Regions from separate parts of the Homo sapiens genome. Here region 2 is linked to region 1. A link is an interaction called in ENCODE POLR2A ChIA-PET data of the cell type or tissue named here. Cell type or tissue: A673. All regions are shown on one strand. Each heading gives the region's core, and the rest is flanking DNA. Links, peaks and the distances in the headings are about the cores only.

The links. ChIA-PET counts read pairs that join two places held together with the same protein. Peaks named below come from ENCODE experiments on the same cell type or tissue, not always from the same donor. Only the 100,000 strongest peaks of a DNase experiment are listed, where the experiment ranks them.
Region 2: POLR2A ChIA-PET joins it to region 1 with 11 read pairs; 10 of 35 experiments call an interaction of 5 or more read pairs at or near these places.

Annotation. Positions count from the first base shown.
Region 1 is chr14:61,542,692-61,550,422 of GRCh38, reverse strand. PRKCH (protein kinase C eta) reads right to left here. Exons shown (of 14, transcript NM_006255.5): 13 at 2,537-2,680; 14 at 1-738. The coding sequence ends at 592. PRKCH-AS2 (PRKCH antisense RNA 2) reads left to right here and starts at 4,939. Exons shown (of 3, transcript NR_188139.1): 1 at 4,939-5,329; 2 at 7,706-7,731. In A673, for the core only: no CTCF peak of the experiment used is centred there; no DNase peak of the experiment used is centred there.
Region 2 is chr14:61,707,259-61,714,989 of GRCh38, reverse strand. The region is part of intron 1 of HIF1A (hypoxia inducible factor 1 subunit alpha); the gene reads right to left. Among named protein-coding and RNA genes, the nearest start is that of HIF1A-AS1, 15 kb to the right of the region's middle. In A673, for the core only: no CTCF peak of the experiment used is centred there; no DNase peak of the experiment used is centred there.

The DNA.
Region 1 (7,731 bases), core at 1,984-4,483:
GCAGTCGTCTTGGTGCACAACATATTTTCAAGATTGGGCTTTAGGTTGTGAGTTTCAGAGATACCATTGTTTGTTTCTTCAGAGTAAATCATTCTATTTGGAAAGCCCTTCATTTCCTTAAAAAGACCTTTAAATTCTTCATTAGCATTAAGAGACTTCTTGTAGACTGCCAGGAATTGGGGTTCATTGGCTTAAAGAAGAGCACAGCACAGTTGACAGAACGTCTTGGTTTGTCTCTTGAATTAAGAAGCCTGATTGGCTCAGAATTTCTCAGATCTACTTTATTCTTCACACTTTCCCTCCTTTTGGCTCCTGTTAACATCCCAAGCCCACAGAGACAGACGCTCATAGGTGGAGCGGTATACTTCATAAAATCTCATTTCATTATCAACTATTTCTAGTGCCATGGCTCCCTCTGGACTCTAAATAGTTGATATCTGAAAGTTCCATCCTTCACAGAGTTCTTCACTTGCTCCTTGAAGGTAAGGTTCTTGTTCTAAGGCTGATGCTGGGAAGGTCCCATAGAGGAAATTCCTGGAGAATCTCTATTCCCTTTGGGTTCTCGTGCCCTCTCTCTCACTCCCCATAAGGCTATGGTTGCAATTCTGGAGACACATAGGAAAAGTTTCTAAACTCATCCTGGTTAATCATTGGAAGATGTCCCTCATCAATTGGAGTTAAAACTGGCTCTTCCTTTATGAAGTCAGGGTCAAAATTACTGACATCTTCTCGGGATTTCTGCCAAAAAAAAAAGGGAAACAAGGGTGAGATTTTTGCGCTTGAGGCTTACTCATCTTGCATGGGATATAGCCCATTCCAGTGAGTTCAGAGGAGTGCTCTGTAGCTTGTTCAGTAGCATTATTTACAGTTATTGTTATGATGAAACTGTGCTTTACAGCAAGTCTACTGCATGGTGCATTATTATGGCATTTGGCAACCACCAATTCACTAATCCCATGAAAATCTTGCTGAGCAGGCCTGTCTTAATGGGAGGCTAAGAATTAATTTGGTCATCCAAAAGCAGCTGGCTCACTCACCCTTTATTCTCATTTCACCAAGGTGGCATTTCACAGCAGGCCTCGCTGAGGGGTGTGCAGCTGTATTTGTCAACAGAGGTTGGGTAGGTTCACACTTGTCCTACCTATTGTTTGCGCAGAGTTCTAGACATTTGAAGAGATCTTCCCAAAAGATTTCTTGCAAGTGCTGAGCTTAGGGAACAACTGTTGGTCATTTTACTCTCTAGGTAGATGCGTTACGCCCTGCTGGACCAGCTGTGCAGTTAGGACTACAGGCTCCAGCCTCTGAAGGCCATGCTCTCCCTAATCCCAGGGGCGCTGGCAGGGGGCTGACCATTGAAGGAACGGCTTTACCTCTGGGTGCCTGGTGTCCAACAGCCTAGTAGGCTGTTAGTGATTAAGTGCACTGTATGTTTTTAAAAGTTGAGTATTTTATATCTGTATAAACAAACGCTGCAAAGATCATTTCTAAGTGAGTATCACACATCTCACTGCTCTTACCTTAATCAATGATATTTCTCTATCACTTTTTTTTTTTTTTTTTTGAGACAAAGTCTAACTCAGTTGCCCAGGCTGGAGCGCATGACGCAATCTCGGCTCACTGCAATCTCCACCTCCTAGGTTCAAGCAATCCTTCTACTTCAGCCTCCTGAGTAGCAGGGATTAGAGGTGTGCATCACCACACCAGGCTTTTTTTTTTTGTATTTTTAGTAGAGATGGGGTTTTGCCATGTTGGCCAGGCTAGTCTCAAACTCCTGACCTCAAGTGATCCATCTGCCTCGGCCTCCCAAAGTGCTGGGATTATAGGCATGAGCCACCACGCCAGGTCTCCCCATCACTCTTGATCTATCGCTAGCCTTGCTTCTCTGCCTTCCTCCTGTGGAGCTCTTGACCCACAGATGAGCACGAGCTCAGCTCTCAGACCACAAGCGGGACCACGCTCAGGAAGGCCACCAGCCTCAGCTGCAGAGCTTGGAGAGGAGCCCCTGGAGATCCCAGTATTTCTTTGGTCAAAGAAGCCTGGCCTGGCCTGGGCTCTGCACTGCAGCAGCTATTACAGACCCAGGCTCTCCAAGCCAAGAGGCCAGGCTCAGTGAAGTGAGCAACATCTCCTACCCACTCTGCTTTCTCAGGGGCTTAGAAAAGGCACAAAAAGTGCCCCAAGGAGCATGAGGAAATTGGCCAGAACAATGACTTTCTCAATTAGCCAAACTCTTTTGGGGAAACCTGGAAAGTTTCAGGCCTCTTATACCCTACAAGATTTTAATTTAGGTTGAGAGAAGTTGGAGATTGGGTAAACGAGGGGTGAAACTTGGTAAGAATTAATGTGGGCACATGAAGACATTGTTGTCCCATGGACAAGGAGCCCAGATTCCCCCCAGGGGAGGCTGCCCTGTGCAGTATCCAGCTGAATTTCTGGTCTGTCACCCACAGGGGCCATCCAGCTCTTCTACGGACTTTGGTGGAATGCTGTGACATCTGAAGAAAGGAATGTCTCTGTGACAGCCTGGGACACTTACGATTCTGGGTCTGAAAGGCGGTTCTATTTGGCGATGGTTCAGCTGGGCCCAGTCGATTTCCTTAAAAAAAGGATGTCTCAAGATGGCGTGCTCGCCTCCCTGAGTCAGGCTGCCCAAGCGCATGGTGGGGTTCTTGGTCATGAACTGAGTGAGAGAGAGAGAAAGTGTCAATCATTCATTCACATACAACCAGCACGTCACAAGACAGCAGGCATCAGCCATGGCAGAGGAGCTGTGCGAGACTTTCTGGCAGGTCTTGCTTAACTAGCTGGGTTTTCCATCACAGGCAGCACAGTCAGTATGAATCATGCCTTAAAGGCGCGATTGCCTGTGTGGATTTATGGCTTTTCCCACTTCCATTTCAGACATGGCCACTAAAAGAAAGCAGGAGGGTCCAGTTTTCTTTTCTGTAAACACCATGTATTTTTCTTTCCTCTTTAAAGAAAAGAAGCTCTTTATAACAGTGTGCCTTTCCCCAACACTGCAGTTGTGGGCAGCAGACATCTTATGAATGGGGCTACTTTCAGAAACAGCTGTGCCATTTTTCTGAGTGACCTGACCAGCTGGCCAGGATTCCTGCTCTCTGACGAGACCACAGAGAGGAGAGAGAGTCGTTATTTTTGAAGATCTGTGTGAAGAAGCAGCAAAGGTGACATACTGAAAAGGTCTGTGTCCTGGCTCTAGAAAAAACAAAGTTGGCCACTTTTCTTTATGCAGCGAAGATATCATAGCTCTAGATGAAAGGCTTTTCTTCAAGATGTTCCCCCCACCACTGCTGTTTCGAAGTAGGTTCAATGACTGAGATTCCATTGCTCCATAGACCAAAAACTAAAACGAGCGCTGCCACACAGCTAAGCGATGTGTGCATAGAGATTCTCTGTATTTCCATCAGTTGGGAAACTTCCTTAGTGCTGGGCTCCTATCAAAATATGCTGGGCTAAATCTGCTTTCACAAAATAGCCAGGAAAGGTGTTTTGATCACTTCCTGAGCAAGGATTAGTACAGGATAATTCACTTTTCATGGCCGGAGTGTGGTTCTCAATTTCAAAGACACTGAAGCTAATTTAATTTCCCATATTGAAAGAAAATTGCCTTGGATAAAAAGTTTTGTTTTTGTTTTTATTTAAATCAGGTTATCTTTAAATAGACTCATGACAGTCCCCAAGCACCTCTTTCCAAATCTGATTTGTGAACAACACAAAAGTAATGCTGTGTTTATAAAAATTGTTTTGGAGCTGAATTTACAGAGAAAATCTTGTTGAAGGTGCAGACACGGAAAGACAGTGTTTGGAGGTACCTCCCACTGCCATGCCAGGTGTCCAGAGGTGTCAAGCTGCCAGTGTTGATTCAAATGAAAATGATAATGTTGAAGAAGGAGGCTGCAAAAGTTCCTAAGCAACCTGACGGGATATACCTTGTAAAATGCTTTCAAAAAAGCTTCAAAGGGCAGCTAATAAATGAATATACTGACAGGGTTTAATCGCTTCTCCTCTCTCCTAGTAACAGGAATTAAAGGCCACAGGTGGTTCTGGGTTGGAGGCAGGACCCAAAAGTAAATGCAGCATTCAGAGCTGCACAGGCCCAGTCAGAGCAGCTGCCACTTCAGGCACTTACAGTGGTCACCCAGGATTCAGGAGATGCATATTATAAGTAACTCAGTTCTGTAAGAGCTAGGAGTTAGTTCACACTGCTTGGGCTCTCACTAAGTAAGCCTGTGCAATGCAGGCAGGAAGGGAGAAAATGCTTACAAAAAAGAAATGAGTAGATTCTTGCCTTAGGAAAGTCAACGGGATACAATTCCTGATGGAAGAGCAGTTGCTATTCTAAGAGCTAATTAACAAGAAACAATGCTGCAAAAAACTTGGGAGACAGGACGGCAGAACACACCCAGATGGCCTGTGGGAAATTCCCAGGCCTGCCAATGATGTGAGAGAGGACATCTTGTGAATGGGTGGGTACAGCCTGTTCTTCTGGGCAAGACAAACAGTGCAGGACTCTATATGCCAGGGTGGCTGAAGCCCCAGTGTCCAAGAGGCTTGCCCATTCCTCCCTGCCCCTGGCACTGAACCCAAGCTTCCATGGGGCACTGTGGAAGAGGCCTTGCCTGACGACAAGTAGACCAAACACGACCGTCCGTCCTCTAAAAACTGCACCCTTGGAATTGGGGACAGGCAGAATAACCCTTTCACTAGCTTGATACTTAGCCTCTTGGGGTTCTGATAAATCCTTTTGAATAACCAAGCAGTTTTGTTTTTAATACCTTGGCCTGAGCCCTTTAGATGCAGCCATCCTCAACTTACAAAAAAAACAAACCAAAAGAAAAAACAAAACACACACACACACAAACAAACTTTGATTCAATTGACAAAGGTTTTCAAGGTGTCTACTACATGTAAGGCAGCACACTAGGGGTTTCTTGGGGATACGCAGATGACAAAGACAGTGTCTCTTCATCCAGGAGCTAATCAAGAGAAGGGGGAAGAATCAAGCAAACTTCATAATACACAGCCGGATGAAATGAAAAGAGACTTAGATCAAGTGCTGTGAGAGCTTGGAAGAGGCACGGGGCAAATAACACTGGGGCTGGTGGTGGGAAGGCAAGTGACAGCCTCGTGGAAGAGGTGGCATTTGACCAGAGATGAGGACGAACAGAATTAACATAGTAGGCATGAAGGAAGAAAATGCGCCTGAGGACACAGCCAGCACAAATGCAGAGGCATACAAGTGCCTGGTACAGCTGGCATGCAGGGATGGCTGAGGAACTGCGGGGGCAGCCGGTGGGATCCATCCGAGGTGAGTGATGAGAGCTGCACGGCAATTTAGGGGATGACACTAGCCACAGCGTGATGAATAAATCTTAAATGCAGAGGTAGCGCCTGGTGGTGAGCAGTTAGAGGCTGAGACAATAGCTGAGAACACATGACAAGTTCAGCAACTAGGAGAGTTTCTAGTTAATTGGAAGGAAGAGTTGGAAGCACATTCTAGAGGGCCGTGGAAGAATAAACACAATCCACTAACTGCCGGGAATGGGAGTGAAGAGTCCAAGATCACAGGGTCCTCCCTGGCTGCCTGATGGGGCAGTGGTGTTGAGTAACAGAAATGGAACAAAAGAGGGGCAAGAGATTATTCTTTGTAGCATGAGTATTAGTAGCAGTGTTAGTAGTAGTAGTATTTTTGTTAGTGGAACAAAGACAAAAATAGCTCACACTTACTGAGATCCTACAGTCTGCCAAATCTGGGAGGCTGATGGGCTCCGCTTTGCATTGGAGGTGTGTGGGCACCCACATGCAGATGAATTCTAGGGTAAATCTGGGGTGCAGGCCAGGGCTGGCCATCTAACGCTCAGAGACATTGAAATTTGAGTAACCACTGAAGCTGGGAGGGCAGGTTAGATTGTGGAAAGTGACAGAGACAGACTAGAACTGATACCAGCCCTAGGTCTCAGACACATTTTATTTGGCCTACCTAGTGTGTTTTGAAATAATTTTAATTACTTCTCAAATATTTAAACGCTAGGAAATGTCACATCACATGAAAAGTCAGGTTTTCCAACTTCTCGTGGAAAATGAGATACTCGGGAACACTGGGCCTGCACTCCTCTCATAGAAACGGCCTGGAGTTGAGCAGGGGCTTCTGCTTTTCATGGGGCACCAGATGCCCAGTCAGTCACATGCCCCACCACTCCCTATCACCTCCCACCTGGCTGGTATCACTCACGGACTTTCATGGCTCCTGACCCCTGGTGTAGGGTGAGAAGCAGCCAGAGTGGCAGCTGGAGGATGCCATGAAGAGGCCAGAGGAGGATGAATACCATGAAACAGAAACCAGGACCGGGAGAAGGAGGGTCCGGGGTGATACTAAGGGGGTAGAAGCTTTGTGTGTTGTGGTGGTGGTGGGGTGGCCCTTCTACCACTACCCCCGTCCAGTGATGTGGAGATGAGGAGTTAAGGGAACATTTAACATTAGTCCCAGGCCTGAAATCTTTCACAGTTCACGTTGGTGCAGATGGTGTGGAGTTGGAGGTGGATAGCTTGCCATCCTAGGCTGGGCACAGGCCTTTCCCTAAACTCTCTGTTCCTACTGCTGTGAATGGTGACAGCATAATCCTTTTGCAGAAAACTTTCATTATTTGCTTATGTCCCTAATGGGACCCAAATGCCAGTAAGTTAACAATTGTGCTCCTCGGGGCCATCACTTTCATCCACATTTAAGGTCACACTGAAAAGTTGCCTCACCTCAGCTGACTTTCTCCCTGACTGTGATCCAAGAGGGAAAGTCGGCCAAAGAGGAAAATAATGTGACTTCATGAAATATTCTGCACACATTTACTAAAGGAAGCAGAATGTTTTCTAGGGCCAAGAAAAGCACTTTATAAGCTGCACAGAGTGAGTGAGGGGACCAGGGTGGAAAATCTGGATTCTACCCCAAGTGTAAGTCTCAAACTGACTGGAGAGCAGGGGAAAGAGAAGGGTCAAGAACTCAGGGACTCATTTTATGTTCCCCTTCCTGCTGTGGCCCTCATTACAGTGGAACTGAACTAGAGGATACTCAAGGAATCAGAGGCACACCTGGCCCCGAGAATGAGACACTTAACAGTTTTTTTCCCAGACTACAGAGGAGGTGTGGCTGCAGGGGAAAGCAAGCAGGCATGCTCCCTCCTGACGCTAGTTCTAAGGGGACATGTAAAGGATTTGGGCCAAGTTTGTATAGGAATGTCCTGGGAGGCCTCCTGCAAGCCAGGGAAGGCTGAAAGAACTAACAGCTTCTCTGACATGGAGGGCTGGTCAGGCTCTGCAGTGTCACTGCTTGTGTTTGTATCATTCTTTCACCACTGAGTTACTGTGTGACTGTGGACAAATTTCTTAACTTCTCTGAGCCTTAGATTTCTCAACTCTAACATGAAGATTTTCCTATATTTTAAAAAGTTATGATGAGTCAATGAGAGAATTAACGTAAAGCGCCTGGCATAAAGAAAGCCCTCAAGAAATGATAGTATTAGTGAACATCTTGTTGCCGTCCTAGGCTCGAATAGACTGTCCCTAAACACTCTGTTCCCACCGCTGTGAACAGTGGCAGCATAATTCTTTTGCAGAATACTTCCATTATTTGCTTATGTCCCTAATGGGACCCAAATGCCAAACTTGTAAGTCCATCCTGTTCTACTAAAAGGCAGGGGCACAGATAGAAAGCTGCTG
Region 2 (7,731 bases), core at 2,991-5,490, 160 kb before region 1:
CGATCTCGGCTCACTGCAACCTCTGCCTCCTGGGTTCAAGCAATTCTCCTGCCTCAGCCTCCCGAGTAGCTGGGATTACAGGCGTGTGCCACCACGCCCAGCTAATTTTTGTATTCTTAGTAGAGATGGGGTTTCATTATGTTGGCCAGGCTGGTCTGGAACTCCTGACCTCAGGTGATCTGCCCACCTTGGCCTCCCAAAGTGTTCGGATTACAGGCGTTGAGCCACTGCGCCTGGCCCTTCCTTGTTGTTTGTACTCATTTTTAAAGTTATTCTAACTTGTATTAGGCCAAATTAATGAAGAAAGGCTTAAGTTTTTAAAATATTAAAAATATTTTAGATCTATACCTAAAGCTAACACACATACTATAATGATGCAGTCTCCTAACATGAGGTGATTTTCTGAAACTAACTGGTTTTTAAGTGGGAAGGGTTTTGTCCTCCAGAATTTTGTATAATGGTGGCATAAACACTGGAAGGTAACTCTCAAGGTCTAATCCTCAAGGTTTTTAATTCCATCATTTCCCACAGGAAAACAAATGGAAAATCCACCAAGTTCTTGGTTTGTATTTTGCAGCATATTTGAAGGAATTTTAGGAACTGAAATACCAGCAAACGAATAAACAAAAAGTATAACACCATCAGTACTTACTAAAACAACATCTCACATTTCCATAAGAGAATTCAGTTACTGTTCTTTTTCCTTAAATGGCTTTGAGCATTGTCTTGCTGTTTGCATAAGACTGTTTACTAACCTGAGTGTTTTCACAGATTTGGGAAGCTTAGATTTTTGAACGTTCCAGCAAACATTCAATTTGGTGTCAGCTTGACATTAAGATATACTCCTTACACACAGCTCTACTCTATATTTCACAATGTGCTCAGTTAATCTACTTTGATTCTATTTTTATAAATCTAAATAATCTCCTATTGTTTTGGAAAAAACTCTCCAACAGCTTTTTTCCCCCCTCTGCTCCCACACCACAGCAATCAACAACACAGAAGACAACTTCTGCAACCCTATCGGGAGAGGAGGGGTTCTCTCCACCACCAGGTGAGCAATCAGTTCTGCAGCGGACACCAACTGGGTGTCCTTCAATTCAATTCTAACACTATCTACCTGGAGACAGTGTCAGGTTGAGGGCTCAGTCCCCAAGACTGCCCCCTCAACAGGAGTTGCAAGTCTGGCCTCAGGAACTTCTGACTGACAGGCTTCAAAAGTTGGGATTCTCACAAACCCATCTTTGCTGGAGCAGCTCACAGAACTCAGGGAAACATGTTTACCAGTTTATAATAGAGGATATTAATAAGGATACACATGAAGAGATGTGTAGGGCGAGGTATGGGAGAAAGGATGCATCTATCAAGTACCATGCACTGTGCTAGGTACTAGAAATATAGTGAGAAGTAGAATAGCCTTTGAGCTTAAATGGCCTCCCACTCCTTAGTCTACTGAAATAGTCACCTAATGCTTTATTCCCAAATGCTTGTCTAGCTGCATCGTGAAGGACATTCAACATTTCAAATTCCTAGGCCTCACTGGGAATTTGAATCTGTAAATTCTGATTCAGTAGATCTAAGTCAGGATCCCAAAATCTGAGTTTTTAAAAACTTCCAAGATGCATATGATACGTAAGTTTGGGAACCACTAGCTGATCATTATTGCTAACCACTGTTACTCTGCTTTAATTTCTTTCTGAAACCATCACCATAAAGATCCTTCCGAAGTAAAGAAATTTGGCATTATGGCCTGATTAAAATCCCATTAAATGTACACAGGACAAGGTCTAATTATTTAAAAGGAAGCCCTCCCTTACCTAGTTCCCTGTCCACCTCTTTATCCTCATCATTTTCCACATTCTTCAGCCACACTGCAGTTACTCAAAAGCACCATAGTATTTCCTTTCTGGCTTGCTTACTCTACTCCTTCTGCCTGGGGTACCATTCCCAATATGTGGCTTGGTAAATTTATAAGAGAAACTTTTAAAGATTTAATTCAAACATCATTTTGTTTCTGTTTTTTTTTTTTTTCCTCTGGCTTCCAAAACTGGTCCTCTCTGGTAGAACTGATCACTCTAGTTATTTGGCTATATTAATCTTCCTTCACAATGCTTAAAGATTCTTGGGGGCAGGAAACTGTCACACATTCATCTTTGTCTTCTCAGTAGTGATGTGCGTAAGTTTGACTTTGACATATTTGCCCCAAATCTGCTATGACTTTGATTTCTGGCACAGGAAAAGCTGACTGCCCTTTCAACATTCTTTTTGGGAATCCCTGATTTGTGCTTTATTAGTGCTCCTAATCATAATTAACCAGCATATCAATGTTAGTACTATTAAATAAACATAATATTTGAATTTACTACAATTATCTGGATATGCATTTTCAAGTATAAGCAAGCATACTAGATATAAGTTACAGTGAAAATCTTATATTCTTTTGTCTCCCTGTTTCTTTGCACCCCTGTAATCTTTTTCTGTAACAGCAACTAGAATAATCCTTTTAACAAGAAATCAAGTCATATCACTCCTCTCTGCTTAAAATGGTTTTTGCCTCATTTAGAGTAAAAGCCAAAGCCCTTCCAATAGTCCATATGGGCCTCCACAATGGCCTCATTACCTCTTTGATCTCACCTTCTACCACTTTGCCCCCTTTGCTCATTCTGTTCTAACCATACTAGCCTCCTTACTGTTCTTAAAACACTTCAAACACATTGCCTCCTAGAGCCTTTGCACTAGTTGTTCCCCTTGCCTGGACTACTGCTACCCTAAATACCCACAAGGCTTGCTTCTCCACCTTTTTCAAGTCTTTGTCGCAGTCTCACCCTCATTGAGATTCCCTGATCACTGCCTCCATCTTGGTCCTCTTGCCCTGCTGTATTTTTATGAAAGCCTAAGTACATATCTTACTTGATTATTTTATTTTCTATCCCACCAATCCACACCTTCACTGGAAAGTAAGTTCCATAGAGGCGGAGACTTTTGTCTATTTTGTTCAATGAACATCCCAAGCACCTAGAACAGTTTCTGACACATAAGAAGTATTCAATTATGTGCTGGCTGAATGTATGAATTAATAAGTTGAGATTCGATCACTAGTTGAAGTATAAATATATATTTTTGCAAGAATAAATGCTACAGTAACTGATTATGACAGCTAATTCTGTGTACAAAAACAACCATTTATTTATCTAGCCAAGTTCCTGGCACAGAAAAGCAGCTTAGTAAATGTTAACAAATGAATCGTGGAATAAATGTGAACACAGGCAAACACAGGCATTAGCCACAAGGTAAACATCAGAGCCAGCAGAGCCAGCAGTGTCATCTTCCTGAAGTAGAAAAAAACAGCTATCAATTAAAACAATCACCCACCAGTATAACAATGAAGAGTATCACCATAAACCAAGGCAAATAAATGATCTTGCCAGGAAAGAGATTTAGAGGTGTAAAGAGAGAGCTGAGAAACTAGAAAGCCAATTTGCTGAAAAGAGGTTCAGTGTTTAAGATTAGTTCCCTTATCGCTTTCATCTACACTCATGTCTTTTACTGTTTTGTCCTAAGCAAATGTGGTCAGGAAAATGTGTGAGTTATAGTTAATGTTCTTAACCAATCAAATTACTAGCCGAGTGTAATGGTGCACTCCTGTAGTTCCAGATACTCAGGAGGCTGAGGCAGGAGGATTATTTGAGCCCAGGAGTTCAAGGCTGCAGTGAGCTGTGATTGTGCCACTGCACTCCAGACAGAGCAAGACACTGTCTCAAAAAAAAAAAAAAAAAAAAAAAGGAATACTTAAACATCTTTATCATCTTTATGTTTTCCGAACCCAGGCAGAAACAGGAGTTTACTAACTTTGGTTTCCACAGTCTTTTTCAAGAAAGTGCTGTCACGAAGTTTTCATTAAGTTGATACCTAATCCTATTGCCTTTTTTTTTTTTTTTTTTTGAGACAGAGTCTCGCACTGTTGCCCAAGGCTGAAGTACAGTGGTGCGATCTCCGCTCACTGCAACCTCCGCCTCCCAGGTTCAAGCGATTTTCCTGAGTAGCTGGGGTTACAGGCGCCTGCCACCACACCCGGCTAATTTTTTGTATTTTTACTAGAGATGGGGTTTCACTATGTTGGCCAGGCTGGTCTTGAACTCCTGACCTCTTGATCCGCCTGCCTCAGCCTCCCAAAGTGCTGGGATTACAGGCGTGAGCCACCGCGCCTGGCCAGCTTTGTTTTTTTAAGGAGGGTTACTTTTAGACAAGTATTTTATATGTATTATTGGAAGTATTATTAATAGGATCTGTTGTTACATTTTCTATCTAGTAATTGTTGCAAAACCAGAATACTTAAAACATCACATGTAATTTTTAAAAACCCTATCTCTACTTAATGGAAAAAATAGCAAAAACCTGACATTTCAAATTAAATATAAATTACATTTTCAAGACAGCTAGCAATCTATTATTTTATCTGGGAAAATATCTTCTGAATTCTAATCAATAAACTTTAAAAATAAACCTTTAGGATACCCACATGTTAGAGAATGTTATTGATGTATTCAAAAAATATTTCTTGATCATCTTCTATGAGTCTAACACTCTTCCCAGAACAGGACACGGTGCAATAAACAAAACAGACCAAGTCTCTACCTTCACGGAGGTTATCTTATGGAACAAATGTATTTTTACATTGCTTGTTGTTATCCAGCAATATTTTACCAGGGTCAATCCCTAACTGACAAAACACGTCACAGAAATTGTCTTTCCATTAAACCAGCTACCACAAAATTTCAGGATAAAAGCAAAGTCTACAAAAATTAATCTTTGCTTATACTAGATGCTACAATATAGTATTATATGAACAGAGCAGGCTATACAAAAAAAATTGAGTATGATTCCACTCCTGTGTGTAATGTATGTGTATAAATATAAACATATGTAGCTATACACACATATAACTCATAGATGCACAGATAAAACCAGAATACAGTGATATACAGTGTTAGCAAAGTTTACAAATATTAACTAGTTTCAAGATACCAGGATCACAAATTTTTTGTAATTTATTTTAACAAAAATTCACCATGAACTGACACTATCACTGTACCTGCATTTGTCAAAAAACTCTGAAAGAAGTAGTAATCTAACTTGAACTATCATATTTCTTTCCTACTGTATATCCTAAAGAAAAGTATAGACTGAACAGGCAATATAATTCAGTATCTTCAGTTTCTCATGCTAACCTAATTTTCAAATTTTGAAAATTCTGTATAATTAATTTGAAATTCAAAAAAACAGATGAAATGGTTTGTTTCTAAAGAAAAATGTTCAGAATGCATACACTTATTTTATTTTTGAAAGCAACTAAATTTCTTGGTTTAGATCATTATTATCTAAACGGCACAACAACATCTCTCTTAAATATCCATAATTAAAGAAAAGATGGATTTATTCACCTTCCAAACCTCACCAAAATGCTTACTTTAAATGTGATTTTCTAATGCAGTAAAATAAACGGGGAAAAGAATCACTGTTTTACATTGGAGGGTTCCTTCTGAAAATGAAATCTATATCACATCTGAAATAGCCATAATGTGTAAATTTTTCATTTACATGTTAATTTATTAAGTAGCTAATACTTTTCCATGTGTTTACATTAATGTGTATTGAAATATTACTTGTAAGAAGAATGTGCTTTTTGTTTTTAGATTATTCCTGACTAGTGATATAAATAAAATCTTTCCTGGTCCAGAATTGGTGTTGAGCCTCTCAACAAATCTTTGAGCCCTGATTATATATAAGGTATTGTGCCAGGTGCAGTGGCTCACGCCTGTAATCCCAGCACTTTGGGAGGCTGAGGTGGGCGGATCACCTGAGGTCGGGAGTTCGAGACCAGCCTGACCAACATGGAGAAACCCCGTCTCTACTAAAAATACAAAATTAGCTAGGCATGTTGCCACGTGCCTGTAACCCCAGCTACTCGGGAGGCTGAGGCAGGAGAATCAACTGAACCTGGGAGATGGAGGTTGTGGTGAGCTGAGATTACACCATTGCACTCCAGCCTGGGCAACAAGAGCAAAACTCCATTTCAAAAAAAAGAAGTATTGTGCTAGATAAATAAAACAACAAAAATGTGTATGTAAAGTTTTTACTCTAAGATGAAGGTTCTCAAACGTCAGTTTTCATCACAGTCCCCTGGAAGAATTCTCAAAACACAGAATGCTTGCCAAGTCAATCCTAAGCCAAAAGAACAAAGCTGGAGGCATCACACTACCTGACTTCAAACTATACTACAAGGATGCAGTAACCAAAACAGCATGGTACTGGTACCAAAACAGAGATATAGACCAATGGAACAGAACAGAGCCCTCAGAAATAATGCCGCTTATCTACAACCATCTGATCTTTGACAAACCTGACAAAAACAAGAAATGGGGAAAGGATTCCCTATTTAATAAATGGTGCTGGGAAAACTGGCTAGCCATATGCAGAAAGCTGAAACTGGATCCCTTCCTTACACCTTATGCTAAAATTAATTCAAGATGGATTAAAGACTTAAATGTTAGACCTAAAACCATAAAAACCGTAGAATAAAACCTAGGCAATACCATTCAGGACATAGGCATGGGCAAGGACTTCATGTTTAAAACACCAAAAGCCATGGCAACAGAAGCCAAAATTGACAAATAGGATCTAATTAAACTAAAGAGCTTCTGCACAGCAAAAGAAACTACCATCAGAGTGAACAGGCAACCTACAGAATGGGAGAAAATTTTTGCAATCTACTCATCTGACAAAGGGCTAGTATCCAGAATCTACAATGAACTCAAACAAATTTACAAGAAAAAAACAACCCCATCAAAAAGTGGGCAAACGATATGAACAGACACTTCTCAAAAGACGACATTTATGCTGCCAAAAGACACATGAAAAAATGCTCATCATCACTGGCCATCAGAGAAATGCAAATCAAAACCACAATGAGATACCATCTCACACCAGTTAGAATGGCGATCATTAAAAAGTCAGGAAACAACAGGTGCTGGAGAGGATGTGGAGAAACAGGAACACTTTTACACTGTTAGTGGGACTGTAAACTAGTTCAACCATTGTGGAAGTCAGTGTGGCGATTCCTCAGGGATCTAGAACTAGAAATACCATTTGACCCAGCCATCCCATTACTGGGTATATACCCAAAGGATTATAAATCATGCTGCTATAAAGACACATGCACACGTATGTTTATTGTGGCACTATTCACAATAGCAAAGACTTGGAACCAACCCAAATGTCCAATAATGATAGACTGGATTAAGAAAATGTGGCACATATACACCATGGAATACTATTCAGCCATAAAAAAGGATGAGTTCATGTCCTTTGTAGGGACATGGATGAAGCCGGAAACCATCATTCTCAGCAAACTATCGCAAGGACAAAAAACCAAACACCGCGTGTTCTCACTCATAGGTAGGAACTGAACAATGAGAACACATGGACACAGGAAGGGGAACATCACACGCCGGGGCCTGTTGTGGGGTGGGGGGAGCGGGGAGGGATAGCATTAGGAGATATACCTAATGTTAAATGACGAGTTACTGGGTGCAGCACACCAACATGGCACATGTATACATATGTAACTAACCTGCACGTTGTGCACATGTACCCTAAAACTTAAAGTATAATAAAGAAAAAAAAAACACAGAATGCTGAGCCTTACTTCCAGAGTTTCTGATTTATGAAGTC